Regions from separate parts of the Homo sapiens genome. Here all the other regions are linked to region 2. Evidence: chromatin contacts called from ENCODE Hi-C or POLR2A ChIA-PET data. All regions are on one chromosome and are shown on one strand. Each heading gives the region's core, a stretch centred on a gene start or an enhancer-like site at or near the end of the contact. The rest is flanking DNA. Distances are from core to core; before and after follow the strand shown. Region 1 holds the start of CUTC (cutC copper transporter). Region 2 holds the start of MMS19 (MMS19 cytosolic iron-sulfur assembly component). Region 3 holds the start of OLMALINC (oligodendrocyte maturation-associated long intergenic non-coding RNA). Region 4 holds the start of PKD2L1 (polycystin 2 like 1, transient receptor potential cation channel).

Region 1 (2,737 bases), core at 197-2,696, 2.2 Mb after region 2:
CAACGGCTCAAGCCTATAATCCCAAGGCTTTGGGAGGCCAAGGTGAGAGGATCACTTGAGGCCAGTAGTTCGAGACCAGCCTGGGCAATGTAGCGAGACCCCCTATCTCTATTTTTTCAAAAATTAGGCACAGTGGCACACACTTGTAGTCTTAGCTACTTAAGTGACTGAGGTAAGAGGATGCTTGAGGCCAGGATTTCCAAGCTGGAGGCTGCAGTGAGTTATAATCATGCCACAGCACTCCAGCCTGGGTGACAAAGTAAAACGCTGTCTCTAAAAAAGAAATTTAGAGAAAAAGATTTTTTTTTAAAAAAAAGGTACACTTGGAAAGGCAGCTCCATTATAATCTTATGGGACCATGACTGTATCTGTGGCCTGTTGTTGACCAAAATGTTGTTATGCAGCACATCACTCTACCTTCAGGTTCATCTGTTTGTATCTCCCACTAAACTATGAGCTTTGGGGTGGCAGTGTCCGGTCAGTCTTGCTCTCTCCCTTCTGCTAGCTTTGTTTCTAACACTGTTCCTTTATATAATGAGACCATGATAAGGATTTCGCAAATGAATAAACTGACTTCCTCCAGGGCAGGAGTCTTGTAATATTTATCTTTCTTTTTCCAGTTCCTAATATATAATAACCACTCAATAATTACTAGTTAAGCAAATGCATGCCCTCTTCTTACTATATCCCTGTGAGTCCAAAGATCCATGCTCGGTTTCCTATTTCTGATTAACTGAGTCACCTTTAGAAAAGTAACTTTAAGCCTCAATTTCCTTCTCTGTAGGATGCAGTAATACTTCCTCATCTGACTACTTGGAACTTTTTAAGCAAAAATAAACTATATGGGTAAAAATTACTCAGCTTTTACCATGTGCTAAAGGCCTGATGTATATTAAAGAATGTAATCCTCATAACAAACCTTAAAGTAGGTATTGTTATCCCCATTTTACAGATAAGGAAACTGAAGAACAGAAAGTTTAATTAACTTGGCCAATACCACACAGCAGGTCAATGTTCCAGATCTGAACCTAGGGGCTCTGATCTGAACCTATGCGTTGTGAGTGCACTGTAAGGAGCTCCGGAAACGTGATGTGGGGCTCTACATTATCTTTATCCCGGCCCTTTCACTCCATCCCCGCTCCCGCGACTCGGAGTCCGCTGCAGTGCGGTACCTGTGCTCTAGGCGCTGCCCTAGGAGCCAGGAGCGGCAGATACTGCCTCCCCTTCAAGGCCCTCAACGGCGGAAAGAGCAATCGCTGCATACTGATGACAGGGAACAGCCACCTCTTCCACAACCCAGGGCTCTGTGGTCTCCCTCCTCCGCCAAGGAAAAGAGAAGCACTTCCGGGTCGGGCAGCGGGAGCCCCGCCTTCTCTGGGGACCGGAGCGAACAGAAGTGCGCCTGCGTTGCGACTCCGCTTTCGCGGGGGCTGCTGGGGCGTAGGTGTCGGGGACGCGCGCACGGGCGCGCGCAGCTGTTGACGCGCTTCTTAGCTGGTGCGCGCCGGAGCCCAAATTCCAAGTGGAAACTGCAGGCGCACGAGGGAGGAACGCGTGGAGCATGAAAAGGCAGGGGGCCTCCTCTGAGCGAAAACGAGCGCGGATACCGTCCGGGAAGGCCGGTGCGGAAGGTGGCGGGGGAGGGGACGGTCGGCCGAAGGCTCCCCGGGGCGGGCCGGCGGGAGTCGTAGTCAGTGGTGATTTCTTCTGGAGTCGTTTCCTCAGCTCCTTCCAGCCCCTTGGGCGGCACCTTCTATCTTTGAGGCGTTAAAGGTGTGGAAACGGAGGGCGTGACGAGGGGCAGGTAGCGAGAATGGCTCAGCTGTGGAGCCAAGGTTCGAGTCCCGGGGTCCCCTCATAACGGCCCTGCGACCTTGTGCAAGTTGGTTAACTTCAGCTTCACGTTTTTTCCGTCGCCACACGAGGATGCCAGTACCGCCCGCACCAGCAGCCAGTACTCCGCTGGGATAGTTAATTGTCGAGCGCGGAGCCCAGTTCCTAACCTGCAGTTACCTGTAGCTGCCACGGCGGGGACGGGGCTTGGTCCCCAAAGTCACGCAGCTACCAAGTGGCCGAGCTTGTGGCTGCTCCAAGACCCGAGTTCTTCCTGAGTGCCAGGGTAGCATGGCATGGCAGGTGCCAGAGAATTTGGCAAGTCCCTCTTCCTCCGTGAAGAGGAACCTTCCTAAAAGTTATCAAGAATCCTCAAAGATTTTTTCTTTATGTGGATTACATCTATCTATTTTGACTGTATTAGAAATTAAAACAAATTTTTTTTTGGGAGGCCGAGGGGGACAGATCATCTGAGCTCAGGAGTTCGAGACCAGCCTGGCCAGCATGGTGAAACCCCGTCTCTACTAAAAATACAAAAATTAGCTGGGCATGGTGGCAGGCGCCTGTAATACCAGTTACTCGGGAGGCTGAGGCAGGAGAATCACTTGAACCCGGGAGGCGGAGGTTGCAGTAAGCCGAGATCGCGCCACTGCACTCCACCCTGGGCGACAGAGCGAGACTCCGTCTCAAAAAAATAAAAATAAAATTAAAACAAAATTTTAAAATATTGATTAGAAAATAACCATAGTAAACCCATTACATATTGACATAATATTTTTTTGAAAAAGAAATATTCCTAAACAACAACAACAAAAAAAGCAAAAGAGTGGAAATATATTTTTGCAAGTTTCTTCAGTATATCTTAATGGAAGACAGCTGGATTCTCATGCCCGCTGCTTCATTC
Region 2 (2,700 bases), core at 158-2,657:
ATTGGTAAGACACTGTACTTGTAAATTGTAAACACTGATAACACACTACATTTCATAAAATTGTAAGATGTTAAGTTTGGTGGCAGCACCAGGTATTTGCTCCTTGATGCTTCCAAACTACGCTGCACACACCTCTTACAGAATGGTTGCCTCTCCCAGCATACTATAAGTTCCTGGTGGGCACAGATCTAACCTAATTTGTATTTATATTCCTATTGCTTTGCATCATGTTTGGGGAATAATATGTATTCAACAATAGTGGCATGATTGAATTAAAGTGGAATACTGCTAACGAACAAAGTATTATATTTCTAGCAGATTCACTATTCTTTTCTTACATATTCTAAAGGTTAATACGCTCAATATCCAAGAGAAATGTGTCCTTACTTCTCTCCAAGCATACGAAATTTCCAAAGTTTTTTTAAAAAAACTACTCATTAGATAATTTTATATTGTTACTTAAACCCAAGATCTGAAGGCCTCCTAACATTCAATAACTTTTTAGTAGTTTTTTTTTTTTCCTAGAAGAGCAAAGTCTCAGAACTCCACGGAAGCCTGGAAATCGTTTTATTCTAATTTTAGATAAGCTGTCTGAACTAAGAGATCTCTGAACTGGTCAAAAGCAGGAAAGTGGGGGTCTGGGAAGAAGACAAAAACAAACGCCACATAAAACGTCATGGAGCAAACTAATCAAGAACTTTAGCAAGAAACGGAGAGAAAGTCTTAAGGAGGACACCCAGAACATCTCCAGCTCCTCCTGGCCCGTCTCCTCAACTCCTCTTAATTCCAGCCAGTCAGAGCGCGGGGCCATCTGCCACTCCCAGGATGCCACGCGACGGGAGCGGACGCTGCGAGGATGCACCTCCACACGTCAACCTCCCACAAACAGCATGGCTTCGTGGCGTGAGCACCCGGTTCGGACCTGAACGCCTGGGTCCGAGTCCCACCTCCCCCTCCTGCCTGGTCTGCAGCCCTGCGCAAGTCCTCTTGCCCTCGCTGAGCCTCAGTTTCCTCATCTGTAAAATGTAATGATTCCCTATAATTGGCTACAGGGAGATGAGAAGTGTAAATGGTTTTAAGGAAGACACAGGCAACTCTCTAACTTGTTACGGCTCTGAACCTCGCGGTGCTCACTAACCAGCCTTGAGACCAATCTCTCAAAGTCACCCCGCTCCTCCCTTCCCGCCCGGCGCCTGTACTGAGGCCGCTCCCTCCTGTTGGCCCCCATGCGGAAGGCGCGCGGCGCCGTCTGCCGTACCTGCAGCCACCTGGTCAGCGGGGCCCTCTTGCTGACCCACGACGAAGTCGTGCACGAGGCCCCATAGGGCACCCATAGGCGCCGCCGCCTCCACAGCCGCGGCAGCGGCCATAACGCGAACTAGAGACCGTGGGAGGGGATATGGGCGGTGGCTCGAGACGGGCTCTCCGCGCATGCGCCTCCCGAGCCAATCTCCGGGGAAGCGCAAGGGGGCGGGGCGCCGGGGTCACGTGCCTGCCGGCTTCTGCCTAGGCAGTTCCAGGGAGGGGCGGGGCCTGAAATGGGGCGGTGGCACCGAGAGGGAAGGCGGCTGCTGGGCACGCAGCCGGAGGCGATTGAGGGCGAATAATTCCCAGCCCGGCTCCCCGGGAGACGGGCTGCGGGGCGGGCACCTGGCTGGGTGGGGAGAGGGGCGGTACGCACCACGGGGGAAGCCAATGAGAAAATCAGGCCCAGCCCTAGGGGGCGGTGCTGTCGGTCACATGCGCACCTGGGGCGGGTGGTGGCGGCGGCGCGGGCACCGCGAGCCGGCGGAAGGGAGAGGGGCCGGCCTGGGGCGGGGTTAGGCAGGTGAGTGACAGGCTCCAGGGGGCCGGCCCCTGCCTGGTGCCCCGAGCGAGCCGGGAGTAGCTGCGGCGGTGCCCGCCCCCTCTCTCCGCCCCTCCAGCGGAGCTGGTCTCCGGCCGGGCACCGTCGCGGGCCCCCCTGGCCCGGCCACCTGGGACCGTGCTGGGGAGTCTGCCACTTCCCTCTCTCCCCTGGCCCGCAAAGTTTTGGCGGAGCCATCGCTGGGGCTGAGCGCGCCCCCGGGGGGAGATCGGGGAGCGCCCGATGCCGGGCGGCCGGAGCCATTGACCCGGGACGCCGCCGTCCGCTGAGCAGCCGACCACCCCGCCGCCTCCGGTGCATGGGGACTGGCTGAGGAGCCAGCATGGGCAACTGCGTGGGGAGACAGCGCCGGGAGAGGCCGGCAGCCCCGGGACACCCCCGCAAGCGAGCAGGTAACGATGGGGAAGGGAGCAGGGCCTCGGGCATCCCGCCAGTTGTCCCCCTCCTCGCCCGAGTCCTGGGCTTACCGATGGACTCCCCACTGGTGCTGGCGCTTGGGTTTCCCCGATGGGCTGCTCCGCAGCCAGAGGGGGCCGCTCCCCAGCGCCGGGCGGCCGGGGGAGCTGAGTTGGGGCAACTGCGAGCACTGAGCCGGCTGCGCGACCAACTCTCTCCAACTGGGTAGCTCCTGGTGGGGGTGGGGGCAGGAAATGTTTGCAGACCGCAGCGGGGCCGACGGATCGGGAGGAGGCCGGGGGCGAGGGCGCCGCTGGCCTGGCAGCTCCGGCCGGGGTCGGACGCCGGCCCGTCGGGGCACGGCGCGGGCAGCCAGGCGTCCCCAGAACTCGGAGCGAGCGAGGCGAGAACAGTCGCTCCTTCCAAAGACTGTGTCA
Region 3 (2,700 bases), core at 135-2,634, 2.9 Mb after region 2:
CCGCCCCACCCTCTCAAAGTGCTGGGATTACAGGTGTGAGCCACCGTGCCAGGCCGAACTAACCATTTTAAATTGACCAGTTCTGTGGCACTTAGTGCATTCATAACATTGTGCAAACACTACCTTTTGTTCTAAAACATTTTCACCCCAAAAGAAAACTTGAACCCATTCAACAGTGATTCCCCATCTTCCCACCCACACTCGGCCCCTGGTGACCATCAGTCTGCTTTCTGTCTCTGTGGATTTACCACTTCAGGATATTTCCTATACATGGAATCGTACAATATATGACCTTCTGTGTCTGGCTTCCTTCTCTTGGCATAATCTTTCAATGTTCATCCCCATTGGAGCATATATCAGTACTTCATTCCTGTTTATTACCTATTCATATTCCATTGTATGAATACACCACAGTTGGTTTACTGATTTATCAATTGATGAACACTGGAGTTGCTTCCACCTTTTGGTTATTGTGAATAGCACTGCCATGAACATTTGAGTGCAAATATGAGTACCCGTTTATAATTTATTAGGGTTTATATCTAGGAGTGGAGTTGCTGGGCCAGATGCTAATTTGATATTTAACCTTTTGTGGCACCATCAAACTGTTTCCCCAGTGGCTGCACCACTTTAAATTTTCTCCAGCAATGTATGAGAGTCACCCTCTTCTTAACGTGTACCCATTTGTCCCTTTCCTCTTTCCTACTTTTTACAAAGCCAGTTCCCCACAGACTTCTCTTTCCCCTGGAGTAGAGGGTGGGAGAAGTTGCATCTCTAGTAGAAAGACTATCCAAGCCTCCATTCTTACCTTTTCCGCAAATAGAATACGGTGACCAGGAGGAGGAGAGGACAGGCTGCCACCTCCCTGTGGTCACTAAGGTACACCCACTACAGCCATTAACGCGACTCCGTAAAACTACCCTCCTAGCGACCTCCAACGCCTCGGTCCTCACCCAGAACATCACATTAAACTTTTCAACAGTCACAGATAGGAAGGGGCTCGGTGTGGAAGGTGCCAGCTCTGGCTCAGCCCTGCGGGTGAGTGTTTAACTTTCAGCCCAGCTTAAGATCTCCGAAGACACCCATCGCCTCGTCCTGCCCAGTCCCCTCCGCTAAAGGGCCGGCCTGCCCGGGCCTGGCTGGCAGCTGACATGAATGGAGAGGAAGCGCCTCCCTCTCCACCCACTCTCGCCGGGGTTACTGCCGGTCACAGACCCGGGCCTTCAAGAGCTATTTACACCTACAACAGCCCACCAGCGCCTGACCACGCCGGAGCCAATCAGCGGCCCCCAAGCTTGTCTGATTCTGTCTGCTCCAATCAGGAGGCGCGGTCCTTCCAGCCTCTTGCTCCTGTGAATCACAGGTCGGCGGGAGCCTTTTTTCCTTTTTTTTTTTTTCCCGGGGAGTCGGCCTCGGGGCTCTGCTCTCCTACCTCAGTCTGCCCTACCCTGGAATGGGGAAAATGCGGACATGCCACTCAGTCCGGCCGCGAACAGTGCTCCAGAACTCAGAGAGTTTTCCAGACGGGTGGAGATCGCGTTCCCTGCCCGCCGAGGTCCCATCGCTTCCCTGCTGGGAAGACAAATGAGGCGCTTTAGCCGTCTCCACGGCCAGCCCCTCCCTCATAACCCGAGATTCTTTGTGGGCTCTTAGTCCATAGCTGCCTTTGAGGTGGTGTAGACCTTGCTAACCAGGACGGCCCAGTAGGCAGAGCTCATTTTTATTCCTGTCTGCAATCGTGCAAAAACGCCTCTTATGGAAAAGCCAGAGCGCCAGGAGTCAGCAAAACACACTAAAGATTGGGCAGTCACTGGGGAGAACGTGAGTAAAAGCACAGGAACAGCAAAGCGTTCAGGAACGTTCGAGGCTGACGCAACCGGCGCAGGAAGGTGGTGTGTGGTGGGAGAGTGGGAGGAGACAGTGGAAAGTTTAGACTTGCTTCTGTAAGTGATAAGAAGTCATCAGATATTTTCAAGCAGGAGAGGAAAATAATCTCTCTGTTTCGCAAAGTTAACTCTCATGGCAACAGAGCAGAGTAGCGGGGGGATGGGGGCTGGGAGATGTTGGGAAGCTATTGTTACCACTCTGGTGAAGAGTCATGGGACCTCAAAAGCTGGGATAGTCACGGTGGGAATGGAAAGGAAGGGCACAAGCTGAGAGGCATTTGGGAGGAGAATCAATAGCACTTTATTGACTGGATGTGTGAGATGAGTGAGGACAGCAATCAGAAGAGGACTTTGAGGTTTCTAGCCTGAGTGGCTGGAAGGACACCACTTCCCCTACCTGAAATAGGTAGCAAAAAGGAGAGAGAAAGAGAGAAGCAGAGGGATTTTGCAAAGGGAATAGGAGTTCAGTTTTTGACATGTGGCATTTGAATTGCAAGAAGTACATCCCTGTGGATGTAATACCCAGTAGACAGTTGGGAATTAGGATCTGGTGTCGAGAAGAAAAGTAGAGATGAGATCCAAAGGGTTTATAGTGGATCGGGAGAGAAATTGATGACCTAAAGAGAAATTATAGAATAAGAAGATTTGGGCAGGGCACGGTGGCTCATGCCTGTAATCCCAGCATTTTGGGAGACCAAGGTAGGAGGATTGCTTGAGCCCAGGAGTTTGAGACCAGCCTGGGCAACATGGTGAGACCCCGACTCTACAAAAACTGCAAAAATTAGCCGGGTGTGGTGACACATACCTGTAATTC
Region 4 (2,700 bases), core at 184-2,683, 2.8 Mb after region 2:
GCCAAGCTGGTCTCAAAACTCCTGACCTCAGGTGATGTGCCCACTTCGGCCTCCCAAAGTGCTGGGATTACAGGCGTGAGCCACCGTGCCAGCCCACTCTCTACAGAAGGGTAAAATATTTTCACCTTTCACCTTTTCAGCCAATAGAAAACAATGGCTGCCAAAAACTGGTTTCCCCTTGTAATTCTTGACCAAACTGCCTTCCTCTACTGACAAATTCCTTTTAAACAAAATATCTTAAGCTGCAAAGGTAAATAGATGGGATTGGAATATTGTTATCTAAAGTTCCCGGATATAGCCTGCTTACACAGATAGATGCTCGCTCCACAGATGTTGCCCACAGGAATGTTTATACATATAGTGCACACATAGATGTTTCTCACAGACAGATGTACACAAACACAGATGCTACTCACGTAGACAGATGTCCACCAGGAACACAATATATACCAACAGCTCCCTCAGGGTGGTCTTGATATAAAGTTCCCGGTTCTCAGCTGTGTTCTCAGTCAGGGTTGTTCCCCAAAGTCCTAAGGGGCATGGGAGAGATGCCTGGGATGCTCAGTGGCAGTGTTCCTCCCAGTCATCCCCACCCATCTGTCTCTGGACTTTAGCCCCTTTCCACCCCTGCCCTTCCTTGCCCATCACCTTCATCCTTGGCTGAATCTGGCTACTGTACCCACACCCATGCTTGCTCTTCCCATCAGCTCCCTGAGGTCGACAGGGGTGAAGGCCCTGGCTTGTAGAGAATGAAGGCATGGAAAGGAGGCACCTGTTCCAGGTGGGGTAGTCTAGGGCATCATCACATCCATGTCCTCCCTCAAACCAGCTCCCACATACCTCTCTGGATCCCCAGGTGATGACCATGCCAGGCTCCCACAACCGGTAGACCGCTCAGCTGGCCTCTGTGTTCTGGGTCATGCAGCACTACCATGGGCAATTCATACACCCCAAAGTGACACCGAAAGGTCACCTCTTCTTCAGATCACATTCCACCCCCACCCCCTGCCCAAAAGCTTTTGGTGACTCCTCCTGATTCTAATATCCCAGGAGAACTGTCCCCCTATCTGGTACCTCTGATGCCTTGACAGATATGGAGGCAGCAGCTGGACACCTGGGTCCTGTATGCCGTCTCCTGGGGTTCATCTTCAGGCTTCTTGGGTTGGGGCTGGAGAGGCCCCGTGCTGGAGATGGTGCAGACTCTCAGCGTCCCGTGTGGGGAAGGGGGACCACTGTAGGCGGGGTTGTCCCAGGCTCCACTCCCCAGCTTTTGCAGCTCCTGCCCCTCAGGACTTCCCACAGCATTCATGGGGAATGAGGTGGGGGGGCCCGGTACCCCAGGTGCCCACTCTCAGCTAGAGGAAGAGGGAGCAGAGGCACAGCCCAGCCTAGCCAGCAGAGAGCAAATGGAAAGGCGTCTGAGAGCAGCTGTTTCCACACAGCCTGGGCTCCTGCCTTTTGTAGGGGGATGTCTGTGCCTGCTGGGGAGGGAGCGGATGAGAGGACAGGGTGGGGAAGGACCATCAATCCTGTCAGGAGCTCTCTCTCCCTCTTGCTGCAAGCCCCAGGGGACCAGCCGAAAGGGGAGGTGAGGGAACTGGAAGGTGGGGGTTTGAAGAGGGGAGAGGGGAGAATAGGAGGAGGATGTGGAGCTGGGAGTGGAAGGAGAAACGGGAGGAAAAGGCGATGCTGGGGATGAAGGGGGCTGCTCGCAGATGTGCCTGGTGGAGAGATGGCCCAGAGGTCGGACAGAAGAGACGATCAAAGAGCAATGGGAGGAGCTGAGACAGGAGGGGAGCCGGGGGCCTGTGCTGCGGGTCTGAGCTCATTTCCACTAAAAGCTCCTAAAAGGGCCGACATGGATTGGGGTGGGGACCAAGGCTGGGAGGAAAGCTGAAGAGCGCTGTCCCCCTCCCAGGCTCTGCCCACCTCCCAGGTTCAGTCAATGGGTCTGAGGCTCCTGTCCTGTCTCACCTTCAGCTGTCCCCTGGTGGAGCAGAGATGGGCAGCTCCCTTCCCTCACTTCACCCTCTCAGCCGTGGGGAAAGGACAGTGGCAGGAGGAACCCCAGTCTCACATACTTCAGGGCACTGAGGGGGCAGGGGAGAGGACCACAGAGTCCTAGGTTGTCTATATTCCTTGTTCTGAAGCTTGCCTTTCCATGGCTTACAGGTGAGATACACCAAGAGAGGGGGTTCCTTAAGGGTGTGGGGCTCAGTATGGGAAAAAGGCTAAGACCTGGTTGGGAGGCTGGATCGGAGAACAAAGGACAAGGACAGTATGATGTGGGACTAAAGGGGAGTGGATATCTGGACCCAGCTGAGCTGGGAACCTTTTCCCATGGCTCTGCTTAGTCCTGGGCCTAGAATCGTAAACTTGAGCACAAAGTGGAACTATCCATGATATCAGGATTAATCTGCTTTCTTTATAACTGCAGGTCTCTGAATTAAAACTGTGTCATGGGCCCCCAAGCACATCCCTGCCTATGCCCTGCTCCAGCTTCTGATCACCTGCTCCAGCTCCCCTATAGGCATGCATGATGCCCCAGAATGGGGCTGATCCCACAGGTTGTGGTGGTCACCCTGCAGTTTCTCCTCCTTGAGGCTAGAGCAGAGACTTTCCTCTCCTAACTCCTGGCTCCCCACCCAGGGCTACTCACTGGCCTGAAGCCCACCTTCACATTCAGCAAAACATCAGCCT

What was found. A loop is a pair of places that touch in the nucleus more often than their neighbours do. ChIA-PET counts read pairs that join two places held with the same protein, here RNA polymerase II (POLR2A). Pooled maps may share reads with other maps.
Region 1: a pooled map shows a loop between it and region 2 (11-fold over the local background). The contact joins the promoter of CUTC here to the promoter of MMS19 in region 2. A Hi-C loop is called at or near these places in 1 of 37 single-sample maps with no recorded cell type and 11 of 50 pooled maps. POLR2A ChIA-PET finds 5 or more read pairs at or near these places in 1 of 52 experiments (A549).
Region 3: a loop to region 2 is called in a pooled map, with 14 times the contacts of the local background. The contact joins the promoter of OLMALINC here to the promoter of MMS19 in region 2. A Hi-C loop is called at or near these places in 6 of 50 pooled maps.
Region 4: a loop to region 2 is called in a pooled map, with 2.1 times the contacts of the local background. The contact joins the promoter of PKD2L1 here to the promoter of MMS19 in region 2. A Hi-C loop is called at or near these places in 1 of 50 pooled maps.

What each region holds. Positions count from the first base shown.
Region 1 is chr10:99,730,788-99,733,524 of GRCh38, forward strand. CUTC (cutC copper transporter) reads left to right here and starts at 1,447. Exons shown (of 9, transcript NM_015960.3): 1 at 1,447-1,622. The coding sequence starts at 1,562. COX15 (cytochrome c oxidase assembly factor COX15) reads right to left here and starts at 1,340. Exons shown (of 9, transcript NM_078470.6): 1 at 1,173-1,340. The coding sequence starts at 1,262. RefSeq lists an enhancer at 1,042-1,261.
Region 2 is chr10:97,497,015-97,499,714 of GRCh38, forward strand. MMS19 (MMS19 cytosolic iron-sulfur assembly component) reads right to left here and starts at 1,408. Exons shown (of 31, transcript NM_022362.5): 1 at 1,259-1,408. The coding sequence starts at 1,370. It overlaps UBTD1 (ubiquitin domain containing 1), which reads left to right and starts at 1,910. Exons shown (of 3, transcript NM_024954.5): 1 at 1,910-2,259. The coding sequence starts at 2,190. RefSeq lists enhancers at 533-1,063, 740-789, 1,150-1,319 and silencers at 1,560-2,319, 2,330-2,529.
Region 3 is chr10:100,372,192-100,374,891 of GRCh38, forward strand. OLMALINC (oligodendrocyte maturation-associated long intergenic non-coding RNA) reads left to right here and starts at 1,385. Exons shown (of 3, transcript NR_026762.1): 1 at 1,385-1,821. RefSeq lists enhancers at 948-1,277, 1,007-1,576, 1,378-1,507, 1,577-2,144, 2,145-2,700.
Region 4 is chr10:100,328,795-100,331,494 of GRCh38, forward strand. PKD2L1 (polycystin 2 like 1, transient receptor potential cation channel) reads right to left here and starts at 1,434. Exons shown (of 16, transcript NM_016112.3): 1 at 1,075-1,434; 2 at 417-530. The coding sequence starts at 1,309.